Regions from separate parts of the Mus musculus genome. Here region 1 is linked to region 2. The links are chromatin loops, found by intact Hi-C in ENCODE. Cell type or tissue: left cerebral cortex. All regions are shown on one strand. Each heading gives the region's core, and the rest is flanking DNA. Links, peaks and the distances in the headings are about the cores only.

The links. Hi-C counts contacts between places; a loop is a spot of excess contacts. Peaks named below come from ENCODE experiments on the same cell type or tissue, not always from the same donor. Only the 100,000 strongest peaks of a DNase experiment are listed, where the experiment ranks them.
Region 1: a loop joins it to region 2, with 2.2 times the contacts of the local background. A loop is called at or near these places in 2 of 42 quality-filtered maps.

What each region holds. Positions count from the first base shown.
Region 1 is chr15:33,972,086-33,977,471 of GRCm38, forward strand. No RefSeq gene overlaps it. Among named protein-coding and RNA genes, the nearest start is that of Gm41290, 63 kb to the right of the region's middle. In left cerebral cortex, for the core only: a CTCF peak has its summit at 3,218 (motif pointing left); a DNase peak (open chromatin) is centred at 3,200.
Region 2 is chr15:33,671,364-33,676,749 of GRCm38, forward strand. No RefSeq gene overlaps it. Among named protein-coding and RNA genes, the nearest start is that of Tspyl5, 14 kb to the right of the region's middle. In left cerebral cortex, for the core only: a CTCF peak has its summit at 2,386 (motif pointing right); a DNase peak (open chromatin) is centred at 2,995.

The DNA of each region.
Region 1 (5,386 bases), core at 144-5,143, 300 kb after region 2:
TTAGCATCTTAAGGATCAAAGCCTATGTGACCCTCTTTGACTGCTGGACTCAGGCTCTTCACACAAATGGCTCCATAGAGCCGTCTCTACAGGCACAGCTGAGATTCAGCTCAAGTCTCACCAACTCTTCAGAGACAAGTGTTTGCCAAAGATGCCCATTTATAGCCTAAGAAACAATTCATCACATAACGCCCCAGCCTGATCTATATAGCAAGTCCTAGACAACCCAGGGTTACATAGTAAGATACTATATGGGGAGAGAAAACAAGAAAGCAAGAAAGCAAGGAAGGAAGGAAGGAAGGAAGGAAGGCAGGAAGGCAGGCAAACAGAAAGAAAGAAAGAAAGAAAGAAAGAAAGAAAGAAAGAAAGAAAGAAAGAAAGAAAGAAAGAAAGAAAGAAAGAAGAAAAAAGATTAGTAAGATTTAGATTCACTTAAACAATGTATTTTATGAGGCAAAATAAACACAAAATATTATCAAGTCAATATATAATCAATATGAGACCAAGAACATTCTTAATTTACTCTGACTTAGAAGAATATCATAGTACCCCACAGATTCTGCCTTTAAATTTTTATTAGTCTAATATTACTAGGGAGATTATCAGCTTAAAAGCTACCATTCCCAAGTAACATCCTGATTTTTGTATTATTGTTTTATTGTGTGTATGGGTGTTTGGCCTGCATGTTTCTCTCTGTACTATGAGCATGTAGTGTCATCCCCTAGAGCTGGAATTACAGATTGTTGTGAGCCACTGTGTGGCTCTGGGAATCAAATGAATGTTAGAAATCAAACCAGGTCTTCTGGAAGAGCAACCAGTACTCTTACCCACTGAGCTGTCTAGACCCTAACATCCTAATTTTTAATAAGCATTGGGAATGAAAACTCTCCCTTCCACTGACATACACACACACACGCACACACACACGCACACACACACACGCACATGCATACACATACACTAGCATAATATATACAAATTATTAAAGGGAATAAAATGTAGAGTTCTTCTAGAAAGGCAGGCAACTCAAATTTGAGGATCATTTGATAGGAAGAGAATAGTGGCAGATGACAGTGTTGAAAAAGCAGGAATTCTCAATCACAATGGAATTCTTTGTTCTTCTAAAGTTAGAAGTGACCATGTGTCTTGTTTGGGTCATCTGAATGTGAATAGGACATTGGTCACCTACCTATATACATTTAAGAACCAGTGAGAGATCTGCTATGTTTCATTAGCTTTTAGTGAATGACCAAGAATGTTAAGATCTTGAGTGAGTGACTTCCATGACCAGAGCTCTTCTGCAGAGTGACAGTGGCCTTGTTTGTCTTAGTCACTTTAATTTTCAGGTTGGTTTGTTATTTTAATTTTTTATTGGTTATTTTGTTTATTTATATTTCAAATGTTATCCCCTTCCTAGTTCCTCTTTGAAAACCCATCCACCCACCCTTCATGTTGTTTTATTCCTTCATGTTGTTTTATTCCTTCATGTTGTTTTATTGCTGCAATAAAACTACGGACTATTCTGACTGACAAGAGGAGACTTAGAAGCATTGAATTTTTTTTTCAGTAATAAATGGAAATGTAAACAATGGAGTAGAGGTAAGGGAGCAAGTTAATTACAGGCAAGAAAATCAATAGGGAGTTACTGCAGTCGTCTGGAAAAGAGGTGATAAAGGTCTAAAGGCGAGAACAGTGTAGGCAAAGAAAAATTAGTAATAGTTGGCAAATACTTCAACTGCAGAATCAACAAGTCTTATTGATAAAATTTAACATATAGATGTTTTATCCATCTGCTCCTACAAACAAGTTACCTCAAAAACTTACCAAACTAGAGCAAAGGGAAACATGTCTGACAATGTGGAAGGTCCGGACACTCAGGCACACCTTAGCTGGTAATTCTCACTCAGCAGTTTTTTTAGGTTGCATAGTCAAGAAGCTGAAGGTTTGACTTCCTCCCAAAGATCCCAGAGTGGCTGCAAATATATCCAAGCCAAAGACAGCTGTGCTTGCTGTGGTAGTACCCATATCAACCCACTCAGATGCTCAGGAACCAATGATCCTAAAATGACAGGAGATAATGTGGAAGGACCAAATCTCATTACTCAAGTGATGGCATTGGCCATGTTCTGTCAGTACCATTAAGCCGCTCTTATGTCTAAACATCCTGCCAGGAAACTACAGAAGCACCCTCAATTACAATAAAGGACAAAGGACCCTGCTGTGAGAAGCCAACCATGTGGATATATCCTCTTATAATCGTGCATTCAATTCACACAGCAAACTTTCATTGAGTGGATGCTACAGTCATTCAATGCTAGGCTAAGCTAAAGTCTTTCTGGAATAGTATCTGCTAATGTTTCTGTTCAACCATGCTATTGCATAAGCAATAAGCATACCTATCTCTTTGCTACAAATACATCTGAGAAACCAAAAACTGTGGCAGCCAAAAGAGCACCTGACTCCAACAGCAGCCATAGTCGGCAGCCACTATCACTCAGACACTTTTTCCTCCTAACGTGCTTTTTCTGTTTTGTATCTTTGAACTTTTTCTTTAATAGGCATGCATTATTTCTTTTCTTTTATTGGATTTTTTTAATTTACATTTCAAATGTTATCCCCATTCCAGGTCTTCCCTCCGGAAACCCCCTATCCCAACCTGCCTCTCTATGGGGGCGCTCCTCCATTCACCCACTCCAGCTTTCCAGCCCTGGCATTCCTCTACACTAGAGCATCAAAGCCCCTCAGGCCCAAGGGCCACGCCTCCCACTGATATCCAGCAAGGCCATCCTCTGCCACACATGCGGCTGGAGTCATAGGTCCCTCCATTAGTACTTTTTGGTTGGTGGTTCAGACCCAGGAAGCTCAGGGGGATTTGGTCAGTTAACCCTGTTGCTCCCCTCCATGGGGCTGCAAACCCCTTCAGCTCCTTCAGTCCCTTCTCCAACTCCTCCACCAGGGATCCTGCACTCAGTTCAAATGCATTATTTTTAATGAGAAAAAAATTGTATTTGTTCAAATTGTTTCCAAATTATTGTGACATAAAAGGAGCCAGTTAATCTTCTGAGATAAAGAATTGTAACTTAGCCTGACTGTGTTGTGACAGCAGTGGAGAGGCCCCAGCCACTGATGGTCACTGATGGTTTTGTTCTGGCTTCCTGGAGGTCTGCAACTTGAGTTTTTCCTTCAGATAAGCATCAACTGCCCTCTGCTGGCAACTCAAAAGTCACCAAACGCAAGGGTTTGCCCTTCCTGCCTCCCAAGACAAAATGATTTTTAAAAGGTCTAAAAATCAAATGTAAAATCATTCTTCCTGCCTTAAAAGCATTAGTTATGTGCTGTAACCTGTTCTCACCTTCTTTCTGCACATCTCCACATCAGAGGGAAACATCTACACATTCACTGCCCTTCTGGCTCTGTAGGTCCTCAGCTGGGACTTTAGACTGTGACCCAGACAAGAGAAAAGGCTGGGGCCCACAGTTTGCAAGGAAGATTTTGTTTGATTTGTAAGGTGCAGGGGATCAGGGGTGAACTACTGCAGAGTAACTGGGGTCAGGTAAGGGGTTTGAAGTCAGAAATAAATCAAATGGGGCTAAATTCTCAACCTCAACACTGCTGGCTTTCAAGTAGGTGCTACTTGACTGTGGGGATGTCCTACGTAGCACAGTATATCTCTATGCATCCCTGACTTCTACCCCTCAGTGATGGCAGCCAAACATACCTCTGGGTATTGCCAAATACCCCTCTACCATAGAGGAGTGTGTGTGTGTGTGTGTGTGTGTGTGTCTGTGTGTGTGTGTGTGTGTCTGTGTGTGTCTGTGTGTGTCTGTGTGTGTCTGTGTGTCTGTCTGTGTGTCTGTGTGTGTGTGTGTGTGTGTCTGTGTGTCTGTGTGTGTCTGTCTGTCTGTGTCTGCCTGTCTGTGTCTGTCTGTGTGAGTGTCTGTGTGTGTCCTGCATGTGTATTTGTGTGTGTTTATGTGTACATGAGCACACACAAATGGAAGATAGAAAAGTCATCATATTTCCTCCTCTATCACTCTACATTTGTTCCTTTGAGACAGGGTCTCTCCCTGAACCTTGGGTTCAAGTTTCCTCAGTGAACCCCAGTAATTGATCCGCCTGTCTCTGCTTGCCTCGGAACTGGGGTTATGCATGTGGATGGCATACTTGATTCATTGCCTGAATTCTGGAATCCGAGCTTTCATCTTCATTTCTCATCAAGTGCTCTTAATAACTGAACCACCTCTACAATCAGAGATCTGCATCGCCAGACCCACCTTCATTTTCTTCTTAAATCATCAATCTTTGCCGTTGTTGGTTTTTGGCAGTGGTAGGGAGATGGGAGGTAGTACCAGTGATAGTGGTGGTGACAATGGCAGTGGTGGCAGTGGTGACAGTGGTAATGTTTCTGGGTACTCAGATTGCCTTGGGCTTCAGGAAAGCAAAACCATGTCCCTGATGCACATAATGCACCCTGTCCCTTATATCCCAGGATGACTTGATGGTTGCCATGCAAGTCAGTGATTTTCTTGAACTTCTGATCATCTTGCCTCCATCTTCTAAGCATTGGGACTCAGACATGCCTGCATAACCCACTTATGTGATATTAGGGATGGAACTTAGGACTTCCTGAATGGAGCAAGCACTCTACAAGCTAAGCCACATCCCCAGCCTTGTGTGGTTTTTGGTTTGTTAGTTACTTGGTTTTTTGAGACACAATCTTGTTGTGTCACCAAGACCACCCTTGAACTTGACATTTCCCTACTTTGACCTCCTCAGTACTAGGATTACACATGTGTGGCACTGTGTACAGCTTAAACCAGCTAGTTTAAACATCAACCTTCCAGTGCACAAGTATACAAGCATGGCAAGAACAACTGTCACAAGCTGATATCAAGCTTGTATCAAAGCTGGTAACATTGCTCATCAGGTCTAAGTACTTGCTGCCAAGACAAACAGCTTGAGTTTGTTACCTGGAACCTACATGGAAGAAGAAAAGAACCAATTCCTGTAATTGCCCTATGATGTAAAAGTAACTTTTATTTGCCAGATGTAATTCTCATCTCAGAGGCTTACTGATGAATAAGCTCACCCTTTCTGGTTCTTTCTTAACTCTGGCTGGCTAGTTCAACTCAGCTGTTCTAGCTCAAAACTCCTCTCCAAACTGAGTGATTCAAATTGGCTTCTCTCGGCTATTCACTGAATTACTCTGCTTGGAAAAACTGCCTCTGAATTCCACCAGCTAAATTGCACTGACTGCACCAACTGCATGAAGTCAACTCAACTGCACTCCTGAACTGCCTTCCAATCCTGACTCACTTTGTGCTACTCTTAAGTAGCCTCTCTATCCTACCTCTGACTCATTCTTTCAAATCTTTCTCTGATTCAC
Region 2 (5,386 bases), core at 282-5,281:
ATAAAGTTTAAATAGCTCCAAATATATTAACTGTTTGATATTTTAAAATAATATATCACTATTAGTTTTTTAATGAGCATAAATAAAGTCTTTCTGATTGTTTGTTTGCTTGTTTGTTTTCTTTTTAGTAGAGCTTAAAATCTTGGCTCTTACTGTGGTACAAATCCAAAATAAGAACAATTTTTGGACATTGGAGTTCATTGTAATAAGATTGTACTTACATCGCTCACATCACCAAAGGATTTTACCTCCATAGTATCTAAGCTAAGAGTTGACAGTTCTCCCACCAGCAATGAAGGAGTGTTCCTCTTTCTCCACATCCTTGCCAGCATCTGCTGTCACCTGAATTTTTGATCCTAGCCATTCTGACTGATGTGAGGTGGAATCTCAGGGTTGTTTTGATTTGCATTTCCCTGATGATTAAGGATGTTGAACATGTTTTCAAGTGCTTCTCAGCCCTTCAGTATTCCTCAGTTGAGAATTCTTTGTTTAGCTCTGTACCCCATTTTTAATGGGGTTATTTGAATTTTTGAAGTCTAGCTTCTTGAGCTCTTTGTATATATTAGATATTAGTCCCCTATCAGATTTAGGATTGGTAAAAATTCTTTCCCAATCTGTTGGTGGCCTTTTTGTCTTATTGACAGTATCATTTGCCCTATAGAAGCTTTGCAATTTTATGAGATCCTATTTGTTGATTCTTGATCTTACAGCACAAGCCATTGCTATTCTGTTTAGGAATTTTTCCCCTGTGCCCATATCTTTGAGGGTTTCCCCCACTTTCTCCTCTATAAATTTCAGTGTCTCATTTTCTGTGGAGTTCTTTGATCCACTTAGACTTGAGCTTTGTACAAGGAAATAAGAATGGATCAATTCTCATTCTTCTACATGATAACTGTCAGTTGTGCGAACACCCTTTATTGAAAATGCTGTCTTTTTTCCACTGAATGGTTTTAGCTCCCTTGTCAAATATCAGGTGACCATACATGTGTGGGTTCATTTCTGGGTCTTCAATTCTACTCCATTGATCTACCTGTCTGTCACTGTACCAGTACCATGCAGTTTTTATCACAATTGCTCTGTAGTACAGCTTGAGGTCCACAAGAGCCCTGGGACAGTGGAGTCAAAGCAAGGACTATGCAAGTGCAGAGGCCCACAAACAGAAGACAGGGAGAAACCAAGCTCTGCCAAGACTGCACACTGCAATGGAGGCCTCTCTCTCCCAGGTGCACCTACTAGTGCTGCCCTAATCATTCACAGGGTAAGGAGTTGCCAACGTGTCCATGAGGAAGTCCTTATTCATGTGCTTAAAAAGGAGTCAAAGCATTAGGAGTTAATTTTTGGTGGAGAATCTTCCATCTGAAGCCCTTTTGGTTCACTTTTCCTTGATTGTCCAGGGATGAGCATCTCCACTGGCTAGCCACTCCCCAGTGTACATCCTTCACAAATAACCGAAGCAAGTTCCCTGGCAGATTAAATGGTTTTCTTTTTGATTGAGATATCCCCTCCTTCACTTTCTTCCAGTGTTATGGAAATCAGAATGAAGCTCAAGTGAACTGACCCCTTCTTGTAAATTGGGCTGGAGACTGGACACTATCATTTTTCCGAGTGGATGTAGCTTAGGGGAGGAATGCCGCGCAGGCAGCAGAACGAACTCTGCCCTGTCCGAACCACCAGCAAGGTTGGTTTCCCCCACCAGCAAGGTTGGTTTCCCCCACCAGCAAGGTTGGTTTCCCTTCTCCTGAAGGAGCCTTCCAGGAAGCTGGTTCTCCAATAAACTCTACCTTCTGCTTCTCAGAGCAAAGTAAGGTCTGTTGAAGCTTCCAGCGTCCCCTCAGCCAGCGTTCTCCTTCTGCAATCTTCCTGGGGCACCATCCTCCCGCAGCTGGCTCTGTACAGAGCTTCACTTAGTCATAGATGAGCTCAAAGGTCTGCGACAACTTGCCCTGGCCCCAGGGCACCACCTTGGGATAGGAAAGGCTATCCTTTTAGCATACTATATATTTCCTTCGACACTTATCCTCATCCTAGGATCAAAGTCCTCTTTTTTCCATTTTCTCTCTCTGGCCTCAGTACTCCTTCCTATGTTTGGGTCTTCTTTATTTGGCTCAAGGTCACCTCTTGAAATCTTATCTACCCAATCCAAGTCACCCTGCCTCTTCTTTGTCCTGCTACTGGCACTGTTCTTCCTGCCTTGTACTTAAAAAAAAAAAAAAACACAAACAAACAAAACAAAAAACCAAAAAGTAAAAACAAACCACATTTCAGAACAATTTGTCTAAAATTCTCATTCTTTTTAAGATTTTTATTCTTAATTATGTATATTGGGGGGGGGTGGACAGCAGCATGTGCACATGAGAGTACCAGTGCCCACAGATACCAGGAGATGGCATCAGATTCCATGGATCAATCTCTACACTTTAAAATTCTGTTAATTCTCTTGTGTCTTCCTTCATCACAACCAGGTCCAGAGGGAAGCAGGTACAACCCACCAAGAACACATTCTTTTCTCAGACCTATGCTCTATTTTAAAATTTTTGATATTGTTTAAGAATTCCACACATTTGTGCGTTTAGCTCAAATTTGTTTTTCATCTCCTCTACCTCCAATTCCTCTCCTATTCTCCTTACTAACCTCCCCTCCAAACTCCATGTGTTTTTGTTTTGTTTAAACTTACAGAGTCCATGTAGGATCGTCTGTGTTTCTATGGGTGTAAGACCATCTTCTTCAAGAACACAGGTAGCCTCAGAGGGCCACACCAGTGAAGAAAACTGACTGCACACCCCCCCCTTACACACTCAATCACACTCACCAGGCATCAATAGCCAATAGTTTCTCATGTAGGGGTGGGAATTCACGAGCCCATCATCATCCATACTGGGGTGGGACTTCATGGGCTTGTCCTCATCTATGCTGACAGTTTTTGCTGGCTTGATCTAATGCAGAGCTCATGCATGTCACTATGAGTTGATGTGCACAACAGCCCTGCCATGTCTGGCAAAAACTGGCTGCTTCCCTGAGGATGTCCACCACCTTAAGATCTTTTCACTCCCCCTCCAAAATAACCCCTGAGTCTTTCAGAGGAGGAGTGTGAAACAGAAACAGATGTCCCCATTCTGACTCATGTTCTCTTTTTTTTTCTTTTTTTTTTTTCTTTTTTTTTTTTTTTTGGTTTTCGAGACAGGGTTTCTCTGTGTAGCCCTGGCTGTCCTGGAACTCACTCTGTAGACCAGGCTGTCCTCAAACTCAGAAATCCACCTGCCTCTGCCTCCCAAGTGATAGGATTAAAGGCATGCAGCACCACTGCCCGGCAACTCATGTTCTCATGTTTGGAGGGAATACACATCAGCAGCCCATTTCATGATATTATAAATTCAAGGCGATTACTTCCTGCTCTACATCCTGAGGTGACCTCAGTCATATCTCTGAGCCTTGGAAACTTTTATGTTACTATGACCAGGCTTACATCCCTCTTTTAACCATCACTGTCCAGTGTTGGAAGGTAATCATCCATACATAAACCCTCTACATCTACAGTTATGAGGAGTACCCATTGACACATAAGCTGCCAAATTTGGATAATACTGCAGAGAAGGGAAGGAGGAACTACAAACATGCAGGAAGAGTAGGAACCATGAGGAGGGTGGAGTAAAAGACAAGAGCCTGGGAAATGAGTAGTGAGAAACTCCTAAACTCTGAAGTACTGACAGGCAGCCTGCCATAAATATGGGATGTGCAGAGCAGGGCTCCAGAAATCCAAACTACCAATTGTGGTTAGGTCAACAGTGACAGTGTCTATACTGAATGTATATGGGCATTTTCTAGTCAATATTCTCTAAACAACACTGTGTGGCAAATGTTTACATAGCATTCACACTGGTATATGTGGTAAGTAATCTTGGAATGATTAAAAGAACACAGGAATGTGTGTGCAGATGACATGCAAACTCCTCTTTATTTTACATAAGGAACTTCTTCAGCATCCTCCAGTTTTGGTGTCCTTATTGTTTAGGAACCAATTTTCCATGAATGGTGATAGGTGACAGTATGTGGAAGATCCTATTTTCAAGTTCTCAGGCACTAGCACATGGCACATGGCCCCGTGTCTTTGCCTCCTGAAGATGTCCTTATCATATGTAAGAGGAATCCACTCCCTCATTTCTTCTGTTTTTCATTATCACATTACCACACAGAAGCTAGTTTGTGGATTATCTGTTCCCAAAGGAAACACCAGAATAAAATAATAAGGGAAAGTACAAAATCTTTAGAGAAAAACAATAATTAAATAAAGATTAGACTGTGTGGGTTATGAAAGTAGCAACCAAACTCCTACAACACAAAGACTGTCACTCTGTGGGGAAAGGCAGAGGAAAGAGTTGGCAGTGTCTGATGCTTGAGACCTATCCAGACCCTTTATAAATAACAGGGTTTTGGTCCTACCCTTACCCACTTCCTTAATAACAAGGGCAGCTTCTGTTCAGTGGGAAGCTATTATTTGGGCCACTGCAGCATCTTCCAGCTCCCTCTAGCAGTAGAATGGTGGTTTATTTTTATTTATAAAAGATTTCACCCCTTTCTTATTATCAGTCCTTGGAGCTTGGGTGGGGTTGACCCTACTCTTGGCTTTGGGGATGGGCAGTGATCCAGGCCTTAACTTAGATCAAGTGTTTATAATGACCTGATGAGACAAAAGAGTCAACCTCAGCGCTCTCTCTCTCTCTCTCTCTCTCTCTCTCTCTCTCTCTCTCTCTCTCTCTCAGTGTGTGTGTGTGTGTGTGTGTGTGTGTGTGTGTGTGTGTGTGTGTGTGCACGAGCACAAAAGTGCACATGCATGTATTGGCAGAGAAAAATAAGCTTTTTGTTTTCTTTATTGAGGTTGCTGATAGGGTATGAGTTGTGGACATACAGCACCAAGTAAGTCACACTGCCATGAGGAAAAAGCACCCACCCTGGGATCAAGCAAATCTGAATTCATTGTCCTGGACTTTTCACTTCCCAACATAAATAACTTAATCCTTTTACTACACTAATTTGAGTCTTAACTCAAATTAACTTTGAGTTATTTTTGAATAACTTCTATCTGAGTTTTACTCCCCTGTTATAGGTAGAGAAACCATATCTTGCCAAAGCACTACATGCTAGATTACTACAATCCGGGACCTGTTTGAGTGCAACTCTTAGCTGTCACACTCTGCAGCTTCTGTTATTGCTCACACTGAAGGTAGTAAACCTCACATTGGAAAACACTTAGCAGTCAACCATTCTCAAGGTCTGTGACTCAATCAGGTGAGCAATGGAGATTCCATATTCACTGTTCCTTCCTATTTCCAACTGAGTTTGTTTGGGTCACATAAGTCAGTACATTTTAACACAGACTCAGCCTGCTATA